4 separate regions of the Homo sapiens genome follow, and all the other regions are linked to region 1. The links are chromatin contacts, found by Hi-C or POLR2A ChIA-PET in ENCODE. All regions are on one chromosome and are shown on one strand. Each heading gives the region's core, a stretch centred on a gene start or an enhancer-like site at or near the end of the contact. The rest is flanking DNA. Distances are from core to core; before and after follow the strand shown. Region 1 has its middle 190 kb from the start of TANK-AS1. Region 2 overlaps RBMS1 (RNA binding motif single stranded interacting protein 1). Region 3 has its middle 6.1 kb from the start of ITGB6. Region 4 has its middle 20 kb from the start of LINC02478.

Evidence for each region. A loop is a pair of places that touch in the nucleus more often than their neighbours do. ChIA-PET counts read pairs that join two places held with the same protein, here RNA polymerase II (POLR2A). Pooled maps may share reads with other maps.
Region 2: a map of endothelial cell of umbilical vein shows a loop between it and region 1 (5-fold over the local background). The contact joins two enhancer-like sites. A Hi-C loop is called at or near these places in 3 of 168 maps with a recorded cell type or tissue (cardiac septum, endothelial cell of hepatic sinusoid and endothelial cell of umbilical vein) and 2 of 50 pooled maps. POLR2A ChIA-PET finds 5 or more read pairs at or near these places in 3 of 52 experiments (A549, AG04450 and IMR-90).
Region 3: a loop to region 1 is called in a map of endothelial cell of umbilical vein, with 3 times the contacts of the local background. The contact joins two enhancer-like sites. A Hi-C loop is called at or near these places in 4 of 168 maps with a recorded cell type or tissue (HepG2, endothelial cell of umbilical vein, mammary epithelial cell and 1 more) and 8 of 50 pooled maps. POLR2A ChIA-PET finds 5 or more read pairs at or near these places in 1 of 52 experiments (activated T-cell).
Region 4: a loop to region 1 is called in a map of heart right ventricle, with 4 times the contacts of the local background. The contact joins two enhancer-like sites. A Hi-C loop is called at or near these places in 26 of 168 maps with a recorded cell type or tissue (CD4-positive, alpha-beta T cell, CD4-positive, alpha-beta memory T cell, Caco-2 and 17 more), 1 of 37 single-sample maps with no recorded cell type and 32 of 50 pooled maps. POLR2A ChIA-PET finds 5 or more read pairs at or near these places in 3 of 52 experiments (BJ, Caco-2 and activated naive CD8-positive, alpha-beta T cell).

The regions. Positions count from the first base shown.
Region 1 is chr2:160,964,968-160,972,065 of GRCh38, reverse strand. No RefSeq gene overlaps it. Among named protein-coding and RNA genes, the nearest start is that of TANK-AS1, 190 kb to the left of the region's middle. Within about 2 kb of position 1,770, at least 8 of the 41 ENCODE cell types and tissues checked have a DNase peak (open chromatin) inside an H3K27ac peak, as active enhancers do; they include endothelial cell of umbilical vein and heart right ventricle, where a contact is called at or near this core.
Region 2 is chr2:160,369,645-160,376,219 of GRCh38, reverse strand. All of the region lies in intron 1 of RBMS1 (RNA binding motif single stranded interacting protein 1), which reads left to right. Among named protein-coding and RNA genes, the nearest start is that of MIR4785, 35 kb to the left of the region's middle. Within about 2 kb of position 4,484, at least 8 of the 41 ENCODE cell types and tissues checked have a DNase peak (open chromatin) inside an H3K27ac peak, as active enhancers do; they include endothelial cell of umbilical vein, where a contact is called at or near this core.
Region 3 is chr2:160,203,032-160,209,753 of GRCh38, reverse strand. No RefSeq gene overlaps it. Among named protein-coding and RNA genes, the nearest start is that of ITGB6, 6.1 kb to the right of the region's middle. RefSeq lists an enhancer at 96-185. Within about 2 kb of position 3,958, at least 17 of the 41 ENCODE cell types and tissues checked have a DNase peak (open chromatin) inside an H3K27ac peak, as active enhancers do; they include endothelial cell of umbilical vein, where a contact is called at or near this core.
Region 4 is chr2:160,248,313-160,254,483 of GRCh38, reverse strand. No RefSeq gene overlaps it. Among named protein-coding and RNA genes, the nearest start is that of LINC02478, 20 kb to the left of the region's middle. Within about 2 kb of position 2,728, at least 7 of the 41 ENCODE cell types and tissues checked have a DNase peak (open chromatin) inside an H3K27ac peak, as active enhancers do; they include heart right ventricle, where a contact is called at or near this core.

The sequences.
Region 1 (7,098 bases), core at 521-3,020:
CGATCTTGTTGCCCAGGCTGGAGTGCAATGGCACGATCTCAACTCACTGCAACCTCTGCCTCCTAGGTTCAAGTGATTCTCCTGCCTCAGCCTCCTGAGTAGCTGGGATTACAGGTGCCTGCCACCACGCCTGGCTAATTTTTGTACTTTTAGTAGAGACAGGGTTTTGCCATGTTGGCCAGGCTGGTCTCCAACTCCTGACCTCAAGTGATCCGCCTGCCTCAGCCTCCTAAAGTGCTGGGATTACAGGTGTGAGTCACTGTGCCCGGCCTTTCTATTTTCTTAACAGTGCCCTTCATATAGTAAAAGTGTCAGATTCTGGTGAAGTCTCAGGATCTGTCTTGAATATGCTGTGTGGATGCTGGTGGGTGATTCAAGCTCCCAATCTCAATCTCCCCCTCATCTCATCCCCATATAGTATGTGGTCTCCACACCCAATTCCCAGGACTTCCCCTTCACCTCTCCTGCTCACAAAAGTCAATTCCATTGTTAATTACATAATGCAAATAAATACTTGATTTGCTTTCAAAATTAATTCAGCATGAGGCATGTTTATTACATGTTTATACATATATATGTTTACCCATTTCAAAGTCATATACCTTTTGGAGGTAGACACTTGGTCTTCTATTCTTGCCTGAGCAACACCTGGAATATCAGAAGATGATAGAGTATCATCACTGGAAGGACTTAGAACCCTGGTCCTAAACATGTAGCCTGTGGATCAGCAGCATCAGCATTGCCTGGGGGCCAGTAGAAAGTCAAACTGTGACCCTACCCCAGGCCTATGAGTTAGAATTTGTATTTTAATGAGATCCCCAGGTGCACATTAAAGTTTTTGAAGCAAGCTGTACAGCTCATCTGGTTCTCACTCTTACTTTCCAAAGAAAGATACTGAGGTCCAGAGAGAACAAGGCTAGCCTTCCAGGCCAGTGGTAACTGGGGCTACAACCAGGGTGAGAACCCAGCCCTCTTTCTCCATGGCTTGTGTGTTCTGCACAGCACCACCTGCCTCCAGCGTTTTGGATGACTGTACACCTCAGCCTGTATGGGGAGCATCTGCATTTGTCCTAATGTGGTCTTTCTCCAAAAAGACTCCTGTCACTTCTTATTTCCAATATCCCCTAGGGATATCCAACTTTCAAAATGTAGACTTCTAAATTTTCATAGAGAAATGAACTAAACACTCTTTGGGGGAATAAAGTGATTCTTTTCCCCTTGCATTTGTTTACTTCTCTGTAAGCTCCTGAGATGGCTAACACACTAGTTGTTAATCACACCATCTGTTCAAACAGCATTTCTAAATCATTCGATTCATACTTTTCTTTTTAAGGAATTTTTTTTTTCTGAACAATATGTTTGTGCCTGTGTTCCTCCCATCATTTGGCAATGCAGTTTGAGCTATTTAAACTTTCCTATTTATTGTAAATGGCTTTTCAATCAGCAAATATTTTTTTAAATGTTCATACACCACAAAAAGCTGTGTCTACTGACTTTTCAAACATTGGAAACAGTAGAAAAATCTGTTCCAGTCTGTCTGCTGTCAAATTTTTAACCATCTGATTATATTTCAATGAAGTGTTTAGGAAGATGATTTATCTGGCTGACCCTGGGAAATTTTCCTCATTGGCCCTGAAGATGGCAGTGCTCTGCAATTTAGTACAACTCTTCACTTTTTTTTTCCCCCTCCTCTAAAAGGAATTTCTGGAATGGCAGAAAGTGGGGGAGGATTCACTAAATCTGAACCTTCTAACGCTTAGCATAAACCTCTTCTGAACCCTGGGACAATTTGGTTTATCTTTTGGTCCCTTTTTGTTGTTGTTGTTTAAAGCTGTACCCAATGCATTTCCTGTTTCCAGCCCGGATCAGAAATGGAAATAGTTTAAAGGTTATTCTCATATCATGGGTAACCAGGAAGTGCCTATATAGCTTACTGAGAAGCTGCTTTTCACAAGACTGCTTAGCTTTAAAAACAAACAAACAAAAAAATCTAACAAAGGCTCAATCCAAGATAAGCAGGAGCTAAGAATACTGGCGATTCTGAATTCCTACTGGACCACATCTTTGGGAGCCGGCCTCTCCTGGTTTCCTCTTCTTTTTTTTTTTTTTTTTTTTTTTTGAGACGGAGTCTCGCTCTGTCGCCCAGGCCGGGCTGCGGACTGCAGTGGCGCAATCTCGGCTCACTGCAAGCTCCGCTTCCCGGGTTCACGCCATTCCCCTGCCTCAGCCTCCCCAGTAGCTGGGACTACAGGCGCCCGCCACCGCGCCCGGCTAATTTTTTGTATTTTTAGTAGAGACGGGGTTTCACCTTGTTAGCCAGGATGGTCTCTATCTCCTGACCTCATGATCCACCCGCCTCGGCCTCCCAAAGTGCTGGGATTACAGGCGTGAGCCACCGCGCCCGGCCGGTTTCCTCTTCTTAACAACGGAGGCCTGCTGCCTGCTGACATTCTTTATATTTCATAGCGGGGTCTGGAGGGGTTTAGAGGGACACATGCTCAGGCTTCAGGCAGGATAGACCAGAGGGCAATTTCTTGGTCCTGTCATTGTTAGGGTATGGACATGGGAACAGAGGCGGGGACAGGAGTGTGTAGCCTTACCCAACTTTCTTTTGGGATTGTGAAAGTTTGGTGACAATTCAGCTAGCCAGAAAACATTTATTAAAAACAATTAGGGGAGAGGCCTTATATTAAATGTTGTTATAAATAATAATAAACAGCAATATTACGTGCCATAAGCCAATTCCCTTGATAAATATTTTAGCAACATCTCATTTAATCTTTACCCACAACTGTATGAGGTAGGTAATATACCTATTTTTTTTTAATATGTTAACTGAGGGACAGAGGGGATAGGAAATGTGGTTAAGGTCCCACAACTTGTATGTAAAGTTGTTGAGTAAAATGTCCTATGGCATTGCCTAGGGCACTCCTCAAAGTGTGGTCCCTAGACCTGCACCATTGGCATCACTGGGGAACTTGTTAGAAAGGCAAATTCTCCATCTGCGCCTGGGACCTGCTGAATCTGAAACTCTAGTGGTGGAACCTGACCATCTGTGTCTTAACAAGCCCCCCCAAGTGATTCTGATGCACATTAATGTTTGAAAACCATTGGACTGGACTAGGCAGTTATCTGTGGTAACTTGGCAGAAAAAGATGGCGCTCCAGTGCCAAAGTGCTGAATGCTGTGGAAGGGAAGTCCTCACTAGCTGCCAGTGGGAAGGATGGACAGGTAGCATAGCCCCTAATGTACATCCTTGTTTGGGCGAAGGCTGGGCTGGCTTTAAACTTGCTTCTACTCTTGTCCTTGAGGTGAAGGGCATCTTCCAGGAGGACATTTCTCTCACATCACTTCCCACCACCTATTTTCCAAACCTTCCCCCAGGCCTGGGGAATTCTTCTCTGGCTTTGAGGGGATGAAGGGATTGGAGATGGAGGTATAAATGAGGACAACTACCAAGGAATCATCTCATTTTCTTCTAAATCTTTCACTCGCCTTTTGAAAGTCCAAAGCCAGGAAAAGATTCCTTTCTTTTCTACTTTCTGTGATCTTCTCCTCTATCAGACAATGAGCTTGGAACAGGTGGAATGGAAGGTGAAGAGAGATAAAAGTAGGAAGGAGAATATACTGCTTAGTGTTTCAAAATTATTGCAACACACTGGAATCCAAACTACTAGGTTTTTCATACTCCTCCTCAAAATGCCTTGGGCAGAGATCTCGGCACACAGGAATAGAGCTATCTCTGAGTTCTTGAAAGTGATTTGAGAAGCTCCACTTACATCTTCTCAGTGGAAAAAATCTCTCCTCTGTCAAGGATCTAATGTAACTTGTTTCTTCTTAGAAGTTTGCTCTTTTAAGTAAAGCTTAGATCTATTTGGACATTTATTATTTAGAATGCAAATTTCTTCCTAAAGAATACACCTTACTTTGCCAGATGCTTGCTGGGAATACCCTTCTCTTTCTTTCCATCTGTCCTCTCTAAATCCCTCCTTCAGCATCCATCTTAATTTTAAACTACGCTTTAAAATATTTGCTGATCACTCCAGCCAGTATTGCTCTCTGCCTTTTCTTACCACTTATATCACTTACATGTTTGCTTTCAATTTAGAAACTTCTTTTATACTGTCTTATTTTATTTTCTATTTCAAGTCAGATTATTTCATGTATAAACATGTTTTGTCTCCTCTAAACATTATAATCTTACAGGGATGGGAATCCCTTCAGTTAAGGAGGAAACGACTTCCTCTCTATCACTTCATGATAATGTGAATGCTGAGGTTATTTTAAGATTGCGTTGTACTGTGGATCTGTATTTGGGACTAGGTCATACCCACACCAGGGACGCAGCTGCAGCTGAAAAGTAAGGTTAAGCCTAGTGTCTGTCACTAAGGGAAGGAACATATGTATTAGACCAGCACAGACGGCGCAGGAGAGAGGAAGGGAGTGCTGTCCTGGGCTTGACTTTGAGGGAGGGTTGAGATATCTATGGTGTGTAGAAGTGAAGGGGAGGTGGGGAGATTGTGGTCGTGAGGTGTGTTAAAGCCAGTATCTGTCACATGGAGGTCTGTACTTAAGGTTATTTTTAAATGATGCTCAGAGACCCTTTAGGGATTCCAGAAGGTTCCAGAGAGGACTCTCAGGGATCTCCTTAAGGTGAAGGTCAGTAGAAAAGTAGAACCTGACGGAGTTTTATCTCTTCACTTACTAGAACAGCTCTAAGAATTTCTGTGTGATTTGTTAGGGTTTGTGTAAGATTCTGCTTGAAATAAAGGTTTTTTTCCTGCTGAAAAAAGACTAGGGGGACAAATGGTGTTCTTTGTAATCTGAATTGTTTTGATTTCTGCGTTCTCAATATTATTTATTTATTTAAGACTGGGTCTTGCTCTGTTGCCCAGGCTGGAGTGCAGTGGCTCGATTTTGGCTCAATGCTGCCTTGACCTCTGGGGCTCAGGTGATCCTCCCATCTCCACCTCCTCCCAAGTAGCTGTGACCTCAGGTGATAGTCACCACTTACGGCTAATTTTGTTTATTTTTTGTAGAGACAAGGTTTCACTATGTTGCTCAGGCTGGTCTTAAACTCCTGTACTCAAGCGATCCTCCTGCCTTGGCCTCCCAAAATGCTGGGATTACAGGCGTGAGCCGCCATACCCAGCAACTCTCAATATTTATTTTTCTTTATTAATTCTTGGAATTTTGAGAAGTTTGGTTGAAAGTATCTCAACTAAGCTATGGGACAAGTTTTTGCCTACACTGAGTTTACTCCCAGAGGTGACCATGGGGTTGATGAAGGAAACTAGAGGGAAAAGCCTCTAGGGTGAAGGCAACATTGGCAAGAGTGGGAAAAATTCATTCAGGTCACGCAGCTCCTTCCCCCTGCTCCTCTCCCTGCCCTGATTTCTTATTCCAGTGCTAAAGAGAGTTTATTACAAAGATGCTATATATCTATACATATGTACATATATTTCTTTTCCATATATAAATATTTATTGAATTAAATTAAGAATCCTGGTACTGTTAAAGAGATGTTGAAACTAGAAGGAAGAATACAAAAAAGGAAGGATCATTGAAGATAAACTTTTCTTTTTTACAGAGGGTTGCAAGGAAATACCAAGGTCAGACATGAAACTCTACACCCAACTCCTCCCCTGCTGCACACCTTCACTGTTCCCCTCCCACTCAAGCTAGATGGAACATTTGGTCTATCTCATTAAGGGTGATATTTTCAAGAATCATAACACAAAATCTGACAGTGTCTTCACAATGAAGTGCAATCCTATAATGCCAAACTGGGTCCTGGAATTCTGATGTTTGGATTCTTTTCAGGGAGTCAGTGGGTATATGTGATTCGTTTCAGACTCTCTGATGGTTGTTCAGACTGCTTTGAAAAACAGCCTTTGGACTGTCATTCTATTTTTTATGTTAATGCTTTAGGGAAATCTCTTTTGGCTTTTCTTGGTAAAGAGATTTTTTAAAAAGGAAAGACATTTTGCAGCAGTGGCAACAGTGACAACGGCGGCTGAGCACCCACCTCTGTCCCAGCTGCCACCATGCTTCATAAAACTATCCCAAATGGGGTGAGTACATTTAGCAGAATGATCAATTCTCTGCCGCCATATCACTTCTATTTATAATCTTGGCAAAGCTACAAATTTCAAGGGTTTTTGAAGGCAGAAGAACTTGCCACATGAAGTGATTTTAGCTCTGATCCTTTCAGAGTTTGAATTCAAGGGAGTGGGATTTTCCAGCCACTAAAGGAATTGATGTTTCTGTGGAACACAAGCTTCCTAATAACAGGTGATGACTTAATACAGGGAAGGAAGAAGCTCACAGGGGCCTTTCTTCTAAGGAATCCTTTTATGTTTACAAGGAGTTTATAAGATAGATATATATTTCATGTATTTTAAAGTGTTTATCCACAGATAATGTCCTTAAATCACCTAAGGGTTTATCTCACACATCTTTCTCTGTCTTGCCTCAAATTACTCATTTCCAATACTGGCCTCTCTGTTAATTAAATGGTATGTCTATGGGGGCATTTCCACTTGAATGATAATTAATGTGTTTTTTCCCAATCCAGCTGCCCATGAACTCTAGTAGATAAATTGTTTTGTGTATAGCACATATTCAAGGCTGGGCTTGGATAATGATGTCCTGCTCAAATTAATAAAAAAAAAAGAAAAAGAAACATTGTCCAACACACAAGAACTCTTCTTTACCTTTTTACAATCTGGGTATGTTGGGAGAGGAAGAAAAATATTCATAAATAAGAGCACCAAAATACCACAGTAACCATGGTGGAAGCTACATTGACCTTTTGGCTGATTTTCATAATCATTTTATATCCTTGTCTGTGTCTCCTAGTGGTTTATAAGCATATGGTTTCTTAGACATGTATAAATTAAGATTAGTTTATTTTAATATTTTTGGTTCCAGAAATATGCTAAACTTGTGACAAATTTACTTCGTAATGCACCAAATCTTCTTTTCGATTTTATATATGCTTCTAATGCTTTTTAAATGAGAGGCAGAATGTGGTATAGTGGTTAAAGGCTTAGGATCTGATATGAGATCCACATTCAAATCTTGGCTTCACCATTT
Region 2 (6,575 bases), core at 3,235-5,734, 600 kb after region 1:
TAAGTTTTCTAACTTAATATTTAATCACCTAATAATACTTTCAGTAAGTTTGTTTAATGTGGAGAAAGTATGTTTTTGAATGGGTATTTTCCACCCTGAGGACTTTACAATCTCAGCGGTAATTCATTACTTACAAGAAATACTAAGATACAGACTGTACTGTAGATAGACTTTAAAAAACAGCTGGGAGGAAGTTGTCAGCCCTGGAATCCTAAATCTACTGGGGTGAGGCAGGAAATGCATTGCAGAGGTATTCTGAACTGTCATGATAAAAGTAATGTTTCACTTCCCCTAGGAAGTTTTCTTTCTTTTTTTTTTTTTTTCCATTTATTTTGAGTAAAAAGTAAAGGAAGAGTTTGCTCTTGTCCCCTTCACAAGGCTCTGTGTTGAGGAAGAAAACTGGCATGGATCTGGAAATTCAAGGAGGAGGAAAACACTGCACACCTGCATTCAGAATTCAGAAGAATAATTAATTTTGCACCTGAAGTTGGGTGGGATTTTGTGTTTACTGCGTTCTAATTACTGTTTGTTTGGGCTGTAATTTATTTATTGTGTTGAATTTTCTTTTAAAGTGGTTTTGGAGCTGTTACAGGGTCCTTTTATATAGAAGAGATTGAATAGAATGTGAAATGTAACTCTTTATACTGATTACACGTTGAAACACAAAGATGGCAGGCTGCTAAGTAACATACAGTCTCTATAGATCTTAAGTTACTATGGTTATTTCAGCTGTAATATTGTTTCTACCTTAAGGATACTCTGGTTTCAGGAGCTCTTTAAGATTGTTTTTTGTTTTACATTTGTTCCTTTAGGCTTCAGTTGTTGTTTTAGGATAGCTTACATATTTAGAATATTTTCTTAGAATCACTTATGACTAAGTCGGGAATCCATGCTGGCCTAAGGGGCATAGGAAAATGGTGCCGCAGTATGATGTCTGTTGGTCTTAAGTTGCACGATGTCACAGAAGTTGGCCTTGGAGTCTGCCAGTTTAACAAACTCTTGCTCCATTTCTCTATTTGGCAGACAGACAAGAGTACTAAAGGTCCTGACTGGGCTCTGTCTTGATATGTCTTATCTGGAGATGGCACTGTCCAGCACTATCCAGAATTTTAGAGTATTTTGGAGCTGGAAGGAAGCTTAGAAATCATCCAGGCTAACCTGCTTATTTCACACGTGAAGACCTGAGCCTTCCAGGGATAATACTCATTCCTGCTCCTGGCCAGGACAAAACTTGAATCTGGATATTCTAACTTTTCCGTTCAATTCCTCCCCCCCACCGTCCCCCGCCCGAGATGTAGTTTCACTCTTGTTGCCCAGGCTGGAGTGCAATGGTGCAATCTCAGCTCACTATAACCTCTGCCTCCTGGGTTCAGATGATTTTCCTGCCTCAGCCTCCCAAGTAGCTGGGATGACAGGCGCCCACCACCACACCTGGCTAATTTTTGCATTTTTAGTAGAGACAGGGTTTCACCATATTGGTCAGGCTGGTCTCGAACTCCCGACCTCAGGTGATCCACCTGCCTTGGCCTCCCAAAGTACTAGGATTACAGGCATGAGCCACCGTGCCCAGCCAATTTTTTTTATTATTATTGTTATAAACATTATTTTTATAGAAGGAAGGGAAGTGTTTTTCTAGTTTTGCATTCTCCAGAAGCCATGCTCTTCATTTACTGTGTTTAAATTCTTTTCTACATGTGAGATTCTGGTAACCTGTGACATCATGTCCACATTCCACCTTGCTTTTTAGGTTCTTCCTACTACCTTTTTAGTACCACCACACTCCTACCCCAACATCAACTTGTGGGAGCTTCCTCTGAACCAACCAGGGTAATTCTCTGGCTTTTGTGAAGAATGATCCTTCCAGTCTATGTCCTTGTTGGTCACTCCTCTTCTTACTCTACCCACCTTTCTTTCAGATTTGCCATTCCTTTTATTGTTTTTGTTTGTTTGTTTGTTTTTGTTTTTGAGACAAGGTCTCGCTCTGTTACCCAGGCTGGAGTGCAGTGGCACAATCACAGCTCACTGCAGCCTTGACCTGGGCTCAAGTGATCCTCTTGTCTCAGCCTTTTCAGTAGCTGGGACTACAGGCGTGTGCCACCAAATTTTTTTTGTAGAGTCAGGGTCCTGCTATGTTATTCAGGTTGGTCTCAACCCCCTGGGCTCAAGTGATCCTCCCACCTTGGCCTCCCAAAGTGCTGGGATTACAGATATGAGCCACCACCCCTTTTATTCTTAATGACATGTCATTTGTATTCAGCTCACTCAGCCATCCACCCCCTCTGTGAAGCCTTCCTCAACCTTTTTGTCCCCTGTCTTTTCATCCTCCCTCCTCCCTGATCTTCCCTTGGTTGAACTCTATTTTTAGAAACTGTACTGTACTACACCATTATAAGCAATGCAATTAAGGGTAGCTAAGGCTGGGAACCCACTCTTAAAAGCTTTTCCTTTCTGATGAATGCATTCTCTGGCAAGGAAATTTTGAAATCATTGCCTTAGTCCCCTTACTTTCTCTTTTGGCCCTCTAGTTTTGTGGTGATTAATTTAAATTTAATGTCTTCAGTCTGGTATCTTCATATTCACACACCCATACCCCTTATAAATGCTGTTACAAAAACTAGATGGAACAAATTGCACAAAAACTCTTGTGTGTTTCCTGGCCCAGAGTTCTCAGTGGGCAACTTGGCGAGTCGCTGGAGTTCTTAGAAGAACTTTTGAAGGAAATAGAACAATTGGGCTGATAAGCATTCAGGAGCACAGAACCAACCCTTAAAAGATACTTGAATGATAAGGAATCTAATGTCTTGATGGGATCTGGAAGGAAATCTCAGTCAGTCATGTTGTATTCAACAATGCAAGTCTTAACTTTAATTCTTTTATCTGAAGCATAAGAAAATGATGGTTTATTCATGAACTTAGGTAAAGAGATTTCTATGTGGAGATTGCAGTTTTACATGCAAGGATCAACTTTGATGGATATCTTTGAGAATTAATTGTGAAACATATTGGGAATTTTTATTTTTAGGTTTTATTGGAATAGTGAAGGTAACATGGGCCCCTCTCCTTTGACAGGCTTAATCCAGCCAAAAAAAAAATTTAATACTCTATTGGTCAGTTTCACAGTCTTGAGAAGCTGCAAAGTTTTTTTCCAAACAAGGAACAGTGAAGATATGAGAACCAGTTTCATTAACTAATTAGCTATGTGATTTTAAGCTTTGATATCCTTGTTATCAAATGGGATTAATTGATTATTTCCTTAACTCCATGGTATGTATAAGTGAGACACACTGGCTGTGTAAAGGGGCCTTACTCTTCATTAATCTAGTAGCTATGTGTTTTTTAACATCCTGGCCTCAGGCATTCCTTCTCTGACCTATCCATAGGAGCAACTGATTCCTGGCCAGTTTCTCACCCCTCTCCAGTTCACCTCCCACATTTAGTTTTGTTTTTCCAGTTCCCTGTGCCAGAACTTCTCTTTCCAGCCACCATTCCCAGCCCTCTCTCAGTCACTCATATGGCCAAAAGGAAACAAAGAAAATGTTCTGACTGTAGTGATAACTGGCCCATGTGGGGGCCCCCCTCATTCCTTTTTGATAATTTATTTAAATTGTTAAATTCCTTTTACATCTTGAAAGCATACAGAGAGGAACTGGTGTATGGAAATAAGTGTAGCAGACATTGTCTTCACATAGTACTCAGTTCATTTCAGGCTTGATCTTATACTGTTTCCCTGTGAAAATGATAATGTTCTGTAAACTTCTGTCTGCTTTCAGGAGCAACTGTAGTGATTATTTTGCTTCTGGATGAAGGAAATAGTTGATGTATTAAACCAACCTGCTGTTTGGGATGGTGGTGGTGGTGGTCGTGGTGGTGGTGGTGGGTGTAGGGGCAACAGGGGTGGGAATGATAACCTTCTTGAACTATAAGGATGAAAACTTTAAAGAAGACTTGAAGAAAATTAAAGGGCAGGTCCTAGCTTTCCTTTCCCTTCAAAACGTACTAGAATTATTAGAGAAGTGGCTAAGTAAGGTGGGGGTGGGAAGAGGAGGACAGCTTCAGCTATAAGATTGGTCAGAGCACTGTTCTTTAGCCTATTAGTAATAGGAAGGAAATGAGACAATAGAATTTTAAATGACAAGTTTTTGTTTTAAAATTATCTTTGCTGCATAGAAATCTATAACAATGTACATGATTACTAATGTATTTTAGTTCACATGTGGTTAATTTTGTAAATGACCTTTAGATTTGTATTCATAGAGGAGAGACTATTTCTCTCTTCTCTATAGGGGGTGATGTGATAGAGAGGGAGATAGTATTACCCTGTGTATAGTTGCCCTGTGCCTGTTGTTGATCCTTTTAGTGTAGGAGGCCCAGTGGGGCTTCTGGCGGGAAGGAGGCATCAGTGTTGTCCATGCAGGAAGTGCTCCCTGATTGCTATCCATAGAGGAAGTCCTCCCTGAATGCTGCCCACACAGGACGTGCTCTCTGAGTGCTGTCCATACGGGAAGTTCTCTCTGAGTGCTGATGAACGCTCTTCCTGATGGTGCCAAACCACTCGTGCAGGAAAGGCTGAGGGTCTAATACAACCACCCCTTTATTCACGAGTGACTTTGTTTTCTATCCATTTTGGCATGCAAATTAAGCCCATATAAATATTATCAAGAAAATTGAATTAGCTTGTTTTCTTTGCCCTTGGAGATAGAAGAATGTAGTTTGTTTGCCTGACCTGATAACAGGAAAAATTAGGCTAGAGAAGGCTGAGAGACTACTAGGCTCTTTTGGGATGAGTGGGCACTTAGCATGCTTATCCAGCCACCAGGTCCCCTAATTAGATTGAATGTGTGTAAATAGTTGCAAGCTTCATCCATAGAGGGTCTTTTCACGTTCCAAGGCAGCTTCCGGGTTTTGAGAGGCAAAATGTAGAAGGACTACCAGTGATGAAAATGGAACTGGCTAAAATATTGTCCCTTTTTGTCCCTTTGTAAGCTTTTTAAAAATTTGTTTATCATTTGTGCTGCCAAGACACCTAATCTAACGCAAAGTGTAATTGCTGTAAATTTATCAGAGTTCTGAAGCTGTAATTAAAGGCTTGTCAGTATTTGCATTTTAATCTATGAATGAGGGTTTAATTTTTCACTGTTTTAAGTCACGTCATCCTAAAATGTTGACTCTAATGTTTAGCAGTAATATGCTGAAGCTTTCAGAAGTTGTTTGTAGAATTTATTCTTTAATGAAAAGATTTTTATAAAGTAGAATTTTTAAAACTGATTTTTTTAAGAGCTAATCTTTGTTTTTTTAATACTTAACAGACTGTGTGTTAATTAAGTCAACTTAAAGGCACCTTTTACTTTCTTAAAAAACATTAAAGGCACCTTTTACTTTCTTAAAAAACATATCTGCCAATGGTATTAAGTATCAAATTTCAGAGAAGCTGGAATTTGGTAATTAGTCAGCAAAAATGATGGGCACAGAAAATGAAAGAATACAAATAGAGCATTCAGGACATAGAAAGTGTTTTGGGGTCCCACGTAGAGTACTGTTTGAAGGCTCTGCTCTGGCTTTGTTTTCTAGCAGACCTGCGTTCAAATTCTAGCCCTGCCACCTTCTAAATGTGTGGCCCTGGCACATGGCCTAACCTTTTTTGAGACTCGGTTTCCTAATCTGCACAATGGGAGAACAATAACCTACCTGCCTGTCTGATTGAATTAAGTATGGTAATGTATGTAAAGTACTCAGCAGAGTCTGTATCTTTAGTAGAGACGGGGTTTCACCATGGTGGCCAGGCTGGTCTCGAACTCCTGACTCCGTGATCCACCCACCTCGGCCTCCCAAAGTGCTGGGATTACAGGCGTGAGCCACTGCGCCCGGCCCAGTTTCAGTGACTTCTAAAAACGTAATCTTGGGTTTAAAAATTTCTGCACCAGAAAATTAAAAATTGACAACCTAGAATAATTCAACGCTTCTCTCTTTCAGTTTTCTTTCTCTGTCTTCAGTTAGCCCCAAGAAAGAATTGATTTGGAAATAAAATTTGAATTTGAACTTTGTTCTGTATAGGATTCACCAGAGGCTAGTAGTCCTCATTGGGTACATTTAGGAACCCTCTTCTGCCTGGGATCAGATGCTGGGAGATTTCATTCCCTCACAGGGGAAACTTAACAGGGGAAGCAGGGAAGCACAGGCTGTACCTGCTTCCCACATTGGGAAAATACTGCAGTAAATATGGATGGCCATCAAATTTATATTAAACTGGCTCTGTAAATTCAGATATGTAAATCATAGCTGTATTTTGGCCAGAAATGAATACATAAATAAAAAAACCTACTACTTTCATGTCTAAATAATCTCCAACTAAGTCATACATCCAAATGTTTCTTTAATTATACAAGTGCATGCCCGCCACTCCCTTTCCACTCCTGGCAAAATCAAAGGTTCAAGTGAATGCAGTCTTGGAATGCAGTCTTTAAAATGCCTGATGGTTCATTTACTTCGTGTTGATGTAATCCCACTAAGAGGTAGGGGCGGGCCTGATCCACAGCTTCTTACTGACTTCTCCAAGTCTCATCCCAGATGACCACATT
Region 3 (6,722 bases), core at 2,709-5,208, 760 kb after region 1:
AAGATGCTGGCTAATCAGACCTCCACTGGACTGAAGGAATGTTAACACAGCATACAAACAGTCTCCATACAGCACTGGCCTGCATAGTTCAGACCTTTCTGGTTCTACCATGGAATGCTTTTTGCAGAGTTATGACTCCTCATGACCCTCCAAGTTGTTAGAGCAGATTAGAGCTCCCGATGACTCTGCTGATGAGCAGATGGTATTCTCTCTCTGAAACAGCTGGAGAACCCTGGTGGTGATGGTGGGGTTATTGATTCAGGGCCTCAATAACTGCTAGAGTCATCGTTGATCCCTTGATTTCTCTCCCTCCCTATGAGGAATCTGTTTGTAAATCATGTCTATCTTGGAAATATATCCAGAATCCAAACACTTCTCACTTCCTCCTTTACTCCCACCATAGACCAAGCTGTCATAATCTCTGCTGAAACAGCCTGCAATAAGGCCCCCCAGCTTCCATCCTTATCGTCTTATAGTCTGTGCATACTTGCCACCTTATAAGCTACATCATGTCCAACCAAAACTCCATAAAAGCTTCCCTTCTCACTCAGAATACAAATCTGGAGCCCTGACCATCGCCCCCCCGAACCCACCCCTCCTTCATGAGCTGCCCTCTTCCCTTTGCCTGTCTGGCTCATCTCCTCTGGACTCCTTGAGTTCACCTACTCACTCTGCTTCAGCCTCGCTCGCCACCTTGCTTGTCCACAAACCATCCCGTACCAGGACCTTGCACTTGCTCTTCCCACAGGCAGGACTGCTTGTCCTCCAGAGAGCCCTGCGATGCCCTCCCTCCTTTCCCCAAGGCTATGCCTAAACACCACCTGAGCAGAGAGGCTTTGCTGGCCACCCCACCTTGGCCACTCTCTGACCCCTTGCCATCCTTTATTTTTCTCAGCATTTGTTACCATCTGACATCTTTATTTGTTCGTGTGTTTCTTGTCTGTCTCTCCCACTGGAATGTAAGCTCCATGAGGCAGAGACCCTGTCGGTTTTAATCAACACTGTGCTCTCAGAACAGTGCCTGGTCCATTGTGGGGTCTCCACAGGCGGCTGCTGAAGCAATAAATGAGTAAATGAAAAAAGAAGGCTCAGCAGCTCTGCAAGCTGTGAATGAGTGAACCACTCGGCAATCAGTGTTTGTTCATGTGACGTCTTGCTATTTGTTTCACAGATAGGAAAAAGGGGCCTAACGAGTCTAGTTCTCAGAGTCAATTCAGAATAAATTCACATCCAATGGTATTTTTCTGGAAAATCTCGTCTTTGGATTTATTCCACAAACTAAAAGACAGAAAGAGTTCAATTCTTTTAGACTTCAATATAATTTCTGAACCCTGACTGCATGGGCCTCTGGAGCAGGCCTAACTCACAGGACAGGCTCCCTGTAGCTGGCAGTGTGACTGCCAGGCTCCAGAGTAGGGTGGGGTGTGGGTGGTAACTGTGAAGTGCCGGGGCTGCCTGTGGCTCAGAGGCCGGAGTTCATCCTGAGTCATCTCCCGACCACAGGAAATGCCCACAGTCGTGCTCTCCTGGACTCAATGCCAGGCCCTGGCTCCTGACCAGCAGGCTCAGCTTCCCCTGAAGGGCCAGGCAACATGTTTTGTTTCATTTTGTTTTTAAGTGATTTGTACTGACTTTAAAGCAGAGAAAGATGGTACAATCCAGGACCACATCTTTGTCTCATTTTTGGCAGCCAATGATCTACAGGATAAGCAACAAACAAACCCAAAAGGAAATCACTAGACACAGAGCTAGAGCTGGAACCAGAGCCCTGAGATAGACAGGCGAACATATTTTTCAAGTTCCTCGTGGAATTTCACTTCTTGTTGGCATCTTTTTGATGATTCTTTGTACATCTCTTATCTACCAGGAGGCGGTTTGCAGGGTGATTCTGAACTCAGGTGGGAGGGTAGCGATCTGTCTCCAGGGCCCTGTTTTCTGAGCAGTGAGGGAAAGTTGTGTAACTTTTCCATGCCTCAGTTTCCTTATCTGGTAAATGAAAATAGAATAGTCCCCATTTTATTGGGGCCTTGTGAGAACAAAATAGGGCTACCCTAATACAATATTGAATGATGCCGGGCACTTGGTAAGTTCTCACTAAAATGAGCAACAATAAACATGCATCCCAAGTGAAACCAAAGGAGGGTTTACAGGAAACTGAGAGAGCTTCAACCTAGGCTCCAGTGTGCACAGGTGCCTGGGAGTATCTGGGAGCTGCGGGTGGCTCCAGGTGGGATGGAAGCCAGATTACCATCGGGAAGCGTTTTTTAGAAAGCATTTCTGGTGAAGTGCCTGAGGTGATGTTAAGAAACAAAGAGACTGGAATTTTCAAGCTTTCAGTAATCTGTTGTCATGGGTTTTCCCCCCTGATTTGAAATAAATATACACTTTCACACATGATTTATTTCCAGTTTTGCATTTCTTTTTTTTTTTTTTGAGAGATCTCGCTCTGTTGCCCAGGCTGGAGTGCAGTGGTGCAATCTTGGCTCACTTCAACCTCTGCTCCTGGGTTCGAGTAGTTCTCCTGCCTCAGCCTCCCAAGTAGCTGGGACAATAGGCACGTGCCACCATGCCTGACTAATTTTTGTATTTTTTGTAGAGATGGGGATTCACCATGTTGGCCAGGCTAGTCTCGAATTCCTGACCTCAAATGATCCACCTGCCTTGGCCTCCCAAAGTGCTGGGATTACAGGTGTGAGCCACCACATCTGGCCTGCATTTCTTTTCTTAAAGAAGGCCTCCCAAAAGGTATAATCTTTAGGCCCCACAAAACCTGGACTCATCCCAAAATGGTGTAATGAAATCTTCGCCATATTACTGAAAGGTGGATATTATCCCTTTTTCATAGTCTCAAAAGTAAAGTGTTCAGAGATAAACACTCTCCCCACAGATAGACAGGAGGACCTGGCAGGACTGCAATTTTGAACCCAGGACTCCCTACGTCCAAAACCAAACTCTTCCCACTACACTCAGCTTCCTCCCATTATGGGCATCATGATGGCTTTAAAAAGTAAGTGCCGGACTCAAATGGATATCCCTATGCCAATGTTCATCGCAGTACTCTTCACAAGGGCCAAAAGCTGGAAACAGCACATCCATTGACAGATGATTAAGCCATCAAAATGTGGTATATCCATACAGCGGAATATTATTCAGCCTTTAAAAGGAAGGAAATGCTGACACATACCACTACATGGATGAACCCTAAAGACATTATGCTAACATGAAATAGGCCATTCCCACAAAAGGACAAATATGTTTCCACTTATGTGATGCACCTGGAGTAGTCAGACTCATGGAGACAGAAAGTAGAATGCTGGGTGCTGGGGGTTGGTGGAGGGGAAATGGACAGTTATTGTTTAATGGGTGAAGAGTTTCAGTTTGGGCTGATGAAAAAGTTCTGGAGATGGTCAGTGGTGAGGATGGCACAACAGTGTGAATGCTCTTAATGCCACCAAATCATATACTTAAAAATGGTTAAAATGCTACATTTTATGTTATGTAAATTTTACCAAAATAAACAAAAAAGGAAACTCCAGCCTAGAATGTAAGGCCTAGGCCACAAAACATTTCTTTAGCACTTAGCATCCTGTGGGCATTGTGAACAAGGATGACAGGAAAGTCTTCTTTAAGGGAATCTTTCTGAAGGTCACAAAAAAAGGAACAACTGTATCTACTTCCAGGTTGCTTGCTCCCCCTGTTATGTACAACCACAAGTCAGCCACAGAATTCTGCAAACAACCCACTGTGCAAGGCTTTGGAGCTACCTCAGAGTGAGACCCAGAGACAAAGCAGCCATTTACCTTGCCTTCTTTTAGCTACTCGCAATGAAACGTTTTCACAGAAAGACACCTGGAGGTGGAAGACTTGTCACCGGTACTTCAGATGAAGCAGGTAGCACAGCAAGGCCCGCCCAAGAGCAGACAGCCATGACTAAAGTCCCTGGTTTCCAGTTGGTTCCCAGCCAGGTTGACTCAGGATTTCCTCTCCCAGGAGTGTTGTGAGGTGCCCCGGGGCAGGCCCAGCTGGGGCCTGGACTGTCTTTATTTGATGTGGATGAATGGCTGGGTCTGGGAGAGACTCAAGCTAACTGCAGTGACTCAGACACCGGTTCACTGGCTTCCTGAAGTCAGAGCACCGCTGAGGACAGCCCATTTCTAAGTCTCCGAAGTCAGGACCAGCAGAGGGGCGGAGTGCAGAAGCTCTGTGTCCCTGAGCTCTGAGCTGCTCTCTCCACCCCCTTGCTGCTTAGCTGAGGCCCCTTGAGGAGGTTCAGACTCCCACATGGAGTCACAGCCCCCTAGGCTGGGGTTCTGAGCAATCCGGATGGTAGGATTCCATCTAATGAATCTGACCAACCTGTCTGAAAATGTGGATGGTATGACAGAACCTTTGGATGTTAAAGAATGTAAGATCCTCTCAACCACCCACAAGTAATGGGAATTTGCTGTAAGAATACACATTGCTTTAAAAGAGACGGGATCCTGGGGAAAGCTAAGAGCCAGGCCTCCCAGAGATCCAAACTGGACAGGCATTTGGGATCCACGGCAGCTCTAGGCCTGGGCCGTGCTCCTTCCCCCCGGCAGAGTGAGTTTGTAGATCTGACTCTAGCACTCTTCAGTTTGTGTGGCTGAAGGCCTTTCTTTGCTGATTGCATATTGGTCCTCTCATCTCCCACCCCATGTAGCTTTCTTCTGCCTTGGGCTTCTGCCTCTATGTAGCTGCCGAGTCCTCCTAACATTGACTCTGGAAGCACCTCATTCCCTCCAACCTTATGTGCTCTCTCCATACATCCTGCCAGCCTCACCTCCCATTACCAAACTCCTGATTTTCCATTTGTATTTCCCATTTCAGATTCTACATACATAGAAACAGAGGTAAGTAATCCATTTGGCTTGGCTAAGGAGACACAGTTTTCATCTGGGGACTTTACAGGATGCTGGCATCTCATGGATTGACAGCTCATGGGACAGGCAGGGCCGCCACCCTCCACAGCAGGGTGGATGTGGTACTTTCCAAAAGAGGACACCAGGCACCCTCCTTAGGAAGCAAGGCTATGTCTTCCCGGTGTCTTGCCCCTTGGTACAAATTAGCCAGCAGTCCCAAGGTGCAAACAGAGTGGATAGATATTCTTTCATAACATTATTATACTTTATATTGTCTCAAATTCCCCCCTGCCTTTTCTTTACGTTGCATTTTAAGCTTTTTCTCAGCTTTCGGCACAACCCAAGCAGGGAACACATTTTCCCTTTCCTAATTGTATTATTTACCTTCCTAAACCATTCTTTCATTTACTCATCTGTTTACTCAATATCCATGAAGTACCTGCTTTGTAACTGGTGAAATACTAGACAATGAAGACTTAAAATTCACCCATATTCTCAATATAAACATTAATTGACTACTTACAAAGTGCCAGGCATTGTGTTACTTGCTAGGAATAGAAAGATTCCTGAGACACAGTCGCTGTCTGATACATAGCAAGAATTGAATAAATATTTGTTGAGTAAAGGCAACTATTTTGACAATTACAAGCAGAGCAAAAATGGCTATTCTGGGGAATGTCCACAGGAGGGGAGGCCTAGAGAAACCAAAAAGTGTTTCCTGCAGACACTAATGTTTACACTGAGACCTGGAGGGCAAGCTGAATTAGCCAAGTGAGAGGCATGAGAGGCAACCCAAGGCCTGCAGGAAGAACAAATGGTTTGTGTGAAGGCCTGAAAATTAGGGAGGGTGTGCACTGGAGGGGCAGCCATGGGGGACAGAGAATAAATCAATCAGTGTGATTATGATTCTAGGACTGAGATGGAAGTCTTTATGTGGGATGGCACAAGTCCATTTAAATACATGGTCAAATTGTGGTTTTAGAGTTCTAGGACCTTGTTGCTGCCTGCATCTGGTTGTCAGAGGGACATGAGGATGATCTAGAAGGGGTATGTACCACTTCCACTCGTATTCTGTTGGCAAGAGCTGGTTGTTGGGATTTTCTTAGCTGCAAAACAGGCCAGGAGAGGTAGTCTAACTGTGTTCTCAGGAAGGAGAGATTGTTGGTGGCAGCTAGAACCATGGAGAGTTTCCAGGGATTGGCATATCCAGAGCTGGGCAGCCACCCCGATCCAGCTCCTCTAGAGTGCCTGCTAGCGGCTGCCAGGGAGGTCTATGGGCAGACAGGCAACTCAAGACCTGGGGAAACCTCTGGAGCCCAGGGCAGCACTTGTCAGTCCAAGGCAGTTTTGTAGGATGTAAGATCTTTTCTTCCAAAGTGAGGTTTGAAAGTTGCATGTTCAGTCTCCAGACAAAGGTGGATTTTGTGTGGGAAATTGTCAAGAACTATGAAGGGCCTGGGCTTTTACCTGACTTGCAAGCTGACAAGTTAGCTTGTCATGGATTTGTGGGTACTGATGGAGACATGCGATGCCTGCATCACAGAAAAAGAACTTTTTAATTATTTTTTTTTTTTAAGAACTTTTTAATTCACAGCAATTGCAGTGGTCAGAGTGTCAGCACATTCTTTCACAGTTCCCCAATACCATTTCCCACAAGATGACACAAAAGAAAGAGGTGACTCCTGCACATGTAGTAAGATGTGTTATAAGAGAAGAACTTTGAGTTTAGGGAAACTGAACCTTTTATAATGGGCAGTAAACAGGCCTACTCTTTGTTCTGCAGGTTGACACTGTCTCTATCTTCCAAAGCTGTAAGCAATTTTTCCTTTTCCCTAAAGA
Region 4 (6,171 bases), core at 1,479-3,978, 720 kb after region 1:
CATATTACTTCCTTGAATGCATATCCGAAGTCCTGAACTTTCAGTCTTAGTCTGGAAAAGAGAGTAAGGGTCCAAATTCTTCATCCTTCTCTACAAAGCCTGTGTGGATGTTTCTGTTCACGGCTGTGCTGCGCCAAAATAAATCTAATTCAATCTGGACCATTAAATGCTTGGCACCATGTTTTACACTAATCTCTTCAGTTGTTATTTTCAGTTTCTAGTTTACCCAAACAATCCATTTTTAGAGTTAGTGACCAAAGCTGCCAATAAAATAGACTTATCTTGAAAACACCAGGATACTCCTGAAGGAATGTCAATATACACGCACAGCATATGGCAATGCTTTATAAGAGTTTGACCATTGGCTTACAGTTGGCCAGCTCAACTGTAAACTCAATACTATTTTGGGGTATTAATATCTATAAGTGCTTAATATCCCAGCCACACTGCCATCCACTAGGTTTGAATGTCCTTTATGGAGTGAACTTGATCCTCCCGTTTCACTTTTGGTCTCTCTCCAGAGAAGCTAATATACTGGCATAGTTCTGCCATTTGTCAGCCAGAAGTCTGGTTACACATTTGCTCGTCAATCTAAACCTAACCTATTCTCATATGAGCACTTGGGGTTTCATGTAAATCAACCAGACGTTCTGTCATTCACCAGCAATATCTCTCCATAGTATTCTACACCCATGTGCCTTCATGAAATATTTCATTATGCTGGTGGAAGAAATATTCAAATGAATGTGCTTTTTCAGGGATGGTGACACCAGAATGTTTTAAATCTGTTCATTACCACAACAAGGATAAATGGCGTTTCTGCCAAAGACTTTTGATAACGGGTGCAGTAATGCATGCCAGCACTTTCTGAAATTAAAGGTTCTACCCTGAGAGGTAAGTAGGATAATGCATGGCTAACAAATGCAAACCCAAATTTCAGAGCTGAGTGTTTCTTGTCAGTATCACCGATCGTTTCCAACAGACGCTGCCTTAGGGAGTTTGTAATGTCATTTCTACTCTCTTGACATTAATGTCCAGGTGAGCCTACCCCAAGGTTTGTAAAAGAGCAGATCCTTATTAACTTAGCATGCTTTATTGTGATTTTTCTTATATTTGGATTCACATATGCTTTTAACAGCTGCATTTTAAAAATCTGCTATGGTTTAAAGACAGTATTTCATAAAAGCCTTAGTTTATTCAGTAAAATATTTTAATAACCAGTTGAACAGTCTCTTGTTAAGATTTTAAGATATTTGTTTCTGATTGTACTAATTAATTGTTAAAGTTTTTTTTAAAAAAATCAGTGATGAGACTCTAGTCTTCACTAACTTTTTTGGCATCTTCAAGAGGCACAAAGGAAATGAGGAACTGGAAATTTAAAACAGGGAAATAAATATCAGTTCGTATTTGCTTTGACATATGCATGACATTGGGCCAGTTAACTTCAGTATCTCTGGATTGTAAAATGGTGTTTTAGTGTAGAACTAATACCTGAGAATTATGGAGAAAATGGAGAGAAAAGGGCTTCCAATTCAGGTTATCTATGAAGAGCATATTTTATTCTTACAAGTGTCTGAAAATGCCTGGTATCATTACTATTCACCATGAGAACTTTTGGAAGTATGACCACTAGTACTGTAAAGAAAAAAAAAATCCAATATCTGTGAAAGATTATTCATCCAAATAATGTACCCTCTAAAATTAAAAAATCACAGGTAGAGCTGTATTGTATTGGCTCATAAAATGCCTGAAATGGACAGAATACAGATTCTGGTCAGAGAGTAATAGTTTTCCTCTCCTATTTTAGATTCTGAACAGGCTCAGAAGATCATAAAGTTTTTTAATACAGGGTTTTGAATATAAAGTCACTTGGTCATAATACAAATATTGGTATCTGCCTGAGGAAAATTTTGTGCCTTAGTGATATGCAAAAACGCCTTCCTCTTTAGAGTTCTCCTTTCTTCATTCCCCATTTATTCCCATTGTAATCTTTTTCCTCTATCTGACATACTCCCTCTAGTGTTCCCTGGATGAAGTACAATAGCTAAAGTTCAATTTACAAACAAAATCCTATTTCTGCAATCTCTCAATGTTTTCCCCATTTACCATACACTAAAGCAAATTTAGCACCAGATGTTTTGGCCTTGTGAGCTGTAGGTGACAGCAAGAATTTTTAATCAGAGAGCCTCAAACTTAGTGGAATCTTGTATTCCAACTTCAGATCCTCAAAGAGGGCATTTATTTCTAATCTGATTGTTAGGGTTAGGTTCCTTCTCTGCCTTTGAATCCTTGTATTGGAATTTACTTTTATTGTGATATGCAGAAGGGGAAAAGATACTCTCATGAACTAAAGCGTGCAAGCAGGCATTTCTTTGACATATTTCCCAGGGTTAGAACTTACACTGATTCTTCTAAATTACCTAAGAGATTCAAGGCATTTTGACTTAAGAAAAAAGCGATTAATTTTTTAATGGCTTTACAAAAACCATAGGCATATTCTCAGCCACAGAAGCTCTTAATCAAACCAGGAGGAACAACCACTTGGGAGGTGTATTTCTTATGGGCATTTTTTCTTTACAGAAAATAAACACTTCCAAAGCTGTCAGCTGCCATTGCTGCTACTTTGGAAATCAGCCACACCCAAGATGTAGTTATAAGAGCTAACTACAGGCCAAGGTCATCTGGGGATCCAGCCAGCCTGCTCACAGGCATGGCACCCCAACCTGGCCACAGTGCATGGGCCTGCCAATCCAGGCAGGCCAGCCCAGACTGCTATTTTAGGTTGGAGTTCCCAAAAGAAGGCCCTTGACTGTCCTTCACACTACTGGCATTCAGCTTTGTACTTAGCCATTCTGAACCATTATCTACTCTATGCCCTGACTGCTTCTCTCCTTTGAAATATCCTACCTCTTTGGGGAGCCCCATAGGAGGTTGATAGATATGTCAAATTGTAATATTAAAATGATTATTTTGTTTAATAACACAAAGCTCACCCATACATACAGCTCTGCTACATCAGGTTACTTCAACCAAGTGCCTGAGCAGGAAACCTCAGGTTTATTTGTCCTCCTCCTTCACCTGGATCTGCCATTGATCCTTTCCTCTTTCATGTCCACTGGCATTATAGTTCATCCACATTTGCCTAGACTGCTACACTAACTTTCCAGGCGATCCCCCTCCCTCCAATTCACCAACGTTCTACCATTGGTTATCTTTCAAAATGACAAATCAGAATGCATTTCTCTTCTGTTTAAAATTTTTCACTGGTTCCCTATCATATACAGGATAAATTTTGAATTCCCTACCGTCTTAGTCTGTTCTGTGCTTCTATAACAGAATACCACAGACTGAGTTATTTGTAATGAACAGAAATTTGTCAGCTTACAGTTCTGGAGGCTGGGAAATGCAAGATCAGGGGCCAGCATCTTGTGAGGGCCTTCTTGCTCCATCATCCCATGATAGAAGGTGGAAGAACAAGACAGGGTGAGACAGAGGAAAAAGAGAGCTCAACTTATCCTTTTACAATGAACCCCTCCCATGATAATGGTGTTAATCCATTCACGAGGGTAGAGCCCTCATGGCCTGATCCCTTCTAAAAGGTCCCACCTCTTAGTGCTGTTACAATGGTGATCAACTTTCCAACACAAGAACTTTGGAGAACACAATCTAACACCTACAGCACCTAGACTGCTATTCAAGATTATTTGAGATCCAGAAACTCCTGCCCACTTTTCCAGCCTCATCTCTCATTATTCCCTCCATACCATCTTTCCCTCCTCACATCAATATACCCTATGCTTTGGCCAAACTAAGTATTTATTGTTCCCCAAACCCATAGTGCTTTTTCATGTCTCCAGATCTGCCTAGTGGAATCTTCTCCTTTTCTTCAAGAATCCAGTTGAGCATCACTTTCTGATGGCGTTTTCCCTGACTCCTCACTCAACTTATGTGCATATGTATGGTTAGTTCCTTCATCTATGGTGCTCCCTGGGCAGTTACACACTCTTAGTTTTTGTATATCTCTCTCTCTCTACACACACACACACACACACACACACACACACACTTTGAACCCTCCTATTAGGCTGTGGAGTTCTTATTGAAGGGACTTAATGTTGATTTTTGTGTTCCCAATATCAAGAGCCATATCTAAATTAAATCTGTAAGTAAATATTGTTATATTAAGTTAAAAAAATTTAAACCTCATAAGCAAATCAGCTAGCTGCATTCAAGAAAATATATTTGAATCCAATTCCTGCCTTTACTTATGTCTTTCACTAAGTAGAACTTGACTTACCAGGTTCCAAGTTGGATTGTAGTCTAAGGCACAATATCTGCACTTGAGGAAAATTGATGTTTCTGCCAAAAAATGAACTAGAAAACTCTTGGGGACCAGGGAATTAGATCGGAGAAAAAGAGGCAAGAGCAAGGATGTGCTGGGGCTGGCTTACTGCCCCATGTGAACAGTCCAATTTTTGAAGATTTAGGAAGCAAAGAGGCTGTTAAAATTGAGAAAGACACCATTCATGGCTCATACATATACTATGCCTCTAGGCTATCTCTTCTTTATTTAATCTATGTACTCTCCACTCACCTATGCAATTCCCAACTTGGATGTAGGCTTAACCTGGTAAATTTGACTTCAAGATCAATAACCAGCACAGTTCCTACTTTTGCTTTTCCTGATTTGTAATTTTCACTGCCTATACTCCCCTCTCCTTTTCTTTTTTTTAAATCACAGACATCCAAACAATGAGAAGGCTGACGTGGAGATATAGGAGGAGGGAACTGGTATAGTACTCTTGCACAGAGTTTCTGTGATTTCACAAGCACTTTTCTTATGTATCCATGTCATCTTCATTACCTGAGTATGGAACAAATTGATATAGCAGTGAACAGAATCTAGCCTTCCATTGGACTGACCAGCACAGCAGGTTATTAGTTCACAACTCTGTGGGCTGGCAATTTGGGCTGAGCTTAGCTGGGCAGTTCTTCTGTAGGTCTCCTTTGGGCCAGATGGTTGGTCTAAGAAAAGCCTGACTCACACATCTGGGGGGTAACAGGCTGTCTGCTAGAGTGTGGGCCCCATTTCTCCGTTAAGTGGCCTTAGTTTGAGCTCATTTACATGGTGATCCCATGGATCTGGAGCAGCAGGAGTCAGCCAGCCTCAGTGTGCAAGCGCTGTTCAAGTCTCTACTTGTACTATGTTTACTAATATCCCAATGGTCAAAACAAGCCACATAGTCACACCCAAAATGGAGTGGAGAAAAATATTTTTTTAAAGTAAGAATGTCTGTATTTGTAGATGACATGACTGTCTACATCAAAAATCCTAGTGAATCTATAACATAACATATTAGAACTAATAACTGAGCTTATTAAGATCACAATATACGAGACCAATGTATAAAAGTCAAACGTGAGAAATTGATTTCTTCATGGGAGGGGTAGCAAAGAGGCAAGAATAAAAGAAAGAAAGGCCTGTGTGGTCATGTTGCAATCTACCACAGAGGCCATTTCAAGGTTATCTATATGAGGCCTGGGTGTCATTTGGAGGATTCCTCTGCTTTCTTTAGTAAGAAATTGATACACATGCGTTGGTGCATTACTCTGCATGAATTTGACCAGACCATAGGGTGGGTACCCTCTCTGCCCTGGTGAGCCTGATGATGACGTGGAGTAAGCTCTGCCTAGCAGCTGTGTGCAACAAGCTCAAACTAGCCCTTTGAGCAAAACAACAAATAAAAACAAATAAACAAAACACCCCAGCCTTCACTGAGGAGCCTCCCATCCACTTCAGAGAAATGGAAGGATAAGACAAACCTAAAGATGTCTAAGGGAGAGAAATGGCAACATACCCCATGGCAAGCTTGGGGAAATAGAGTGTTTTAGAAGAATTTGAAGATACATTTCTAGGCCCCCATGCTCACTCAGCAACAAAGCAAATGGCACTTAACAAGCAGCTGCTCCCTTCCAGTAACCCATAAGCTCTCTAACTGGATACAGTCCCCATCACTTTCTTGTCCTCTTTCAATTGTCTCTTAACACTGAAACCAGGTTTTGATTGCCATTTGTCTTGGCACTAACCCTATCGTATAGAAAAATTGAGGAGGACATTTTTTTCTCACCAGAATGTGAAAACTACAGATAGACCAACAAGGCTCTGATTTT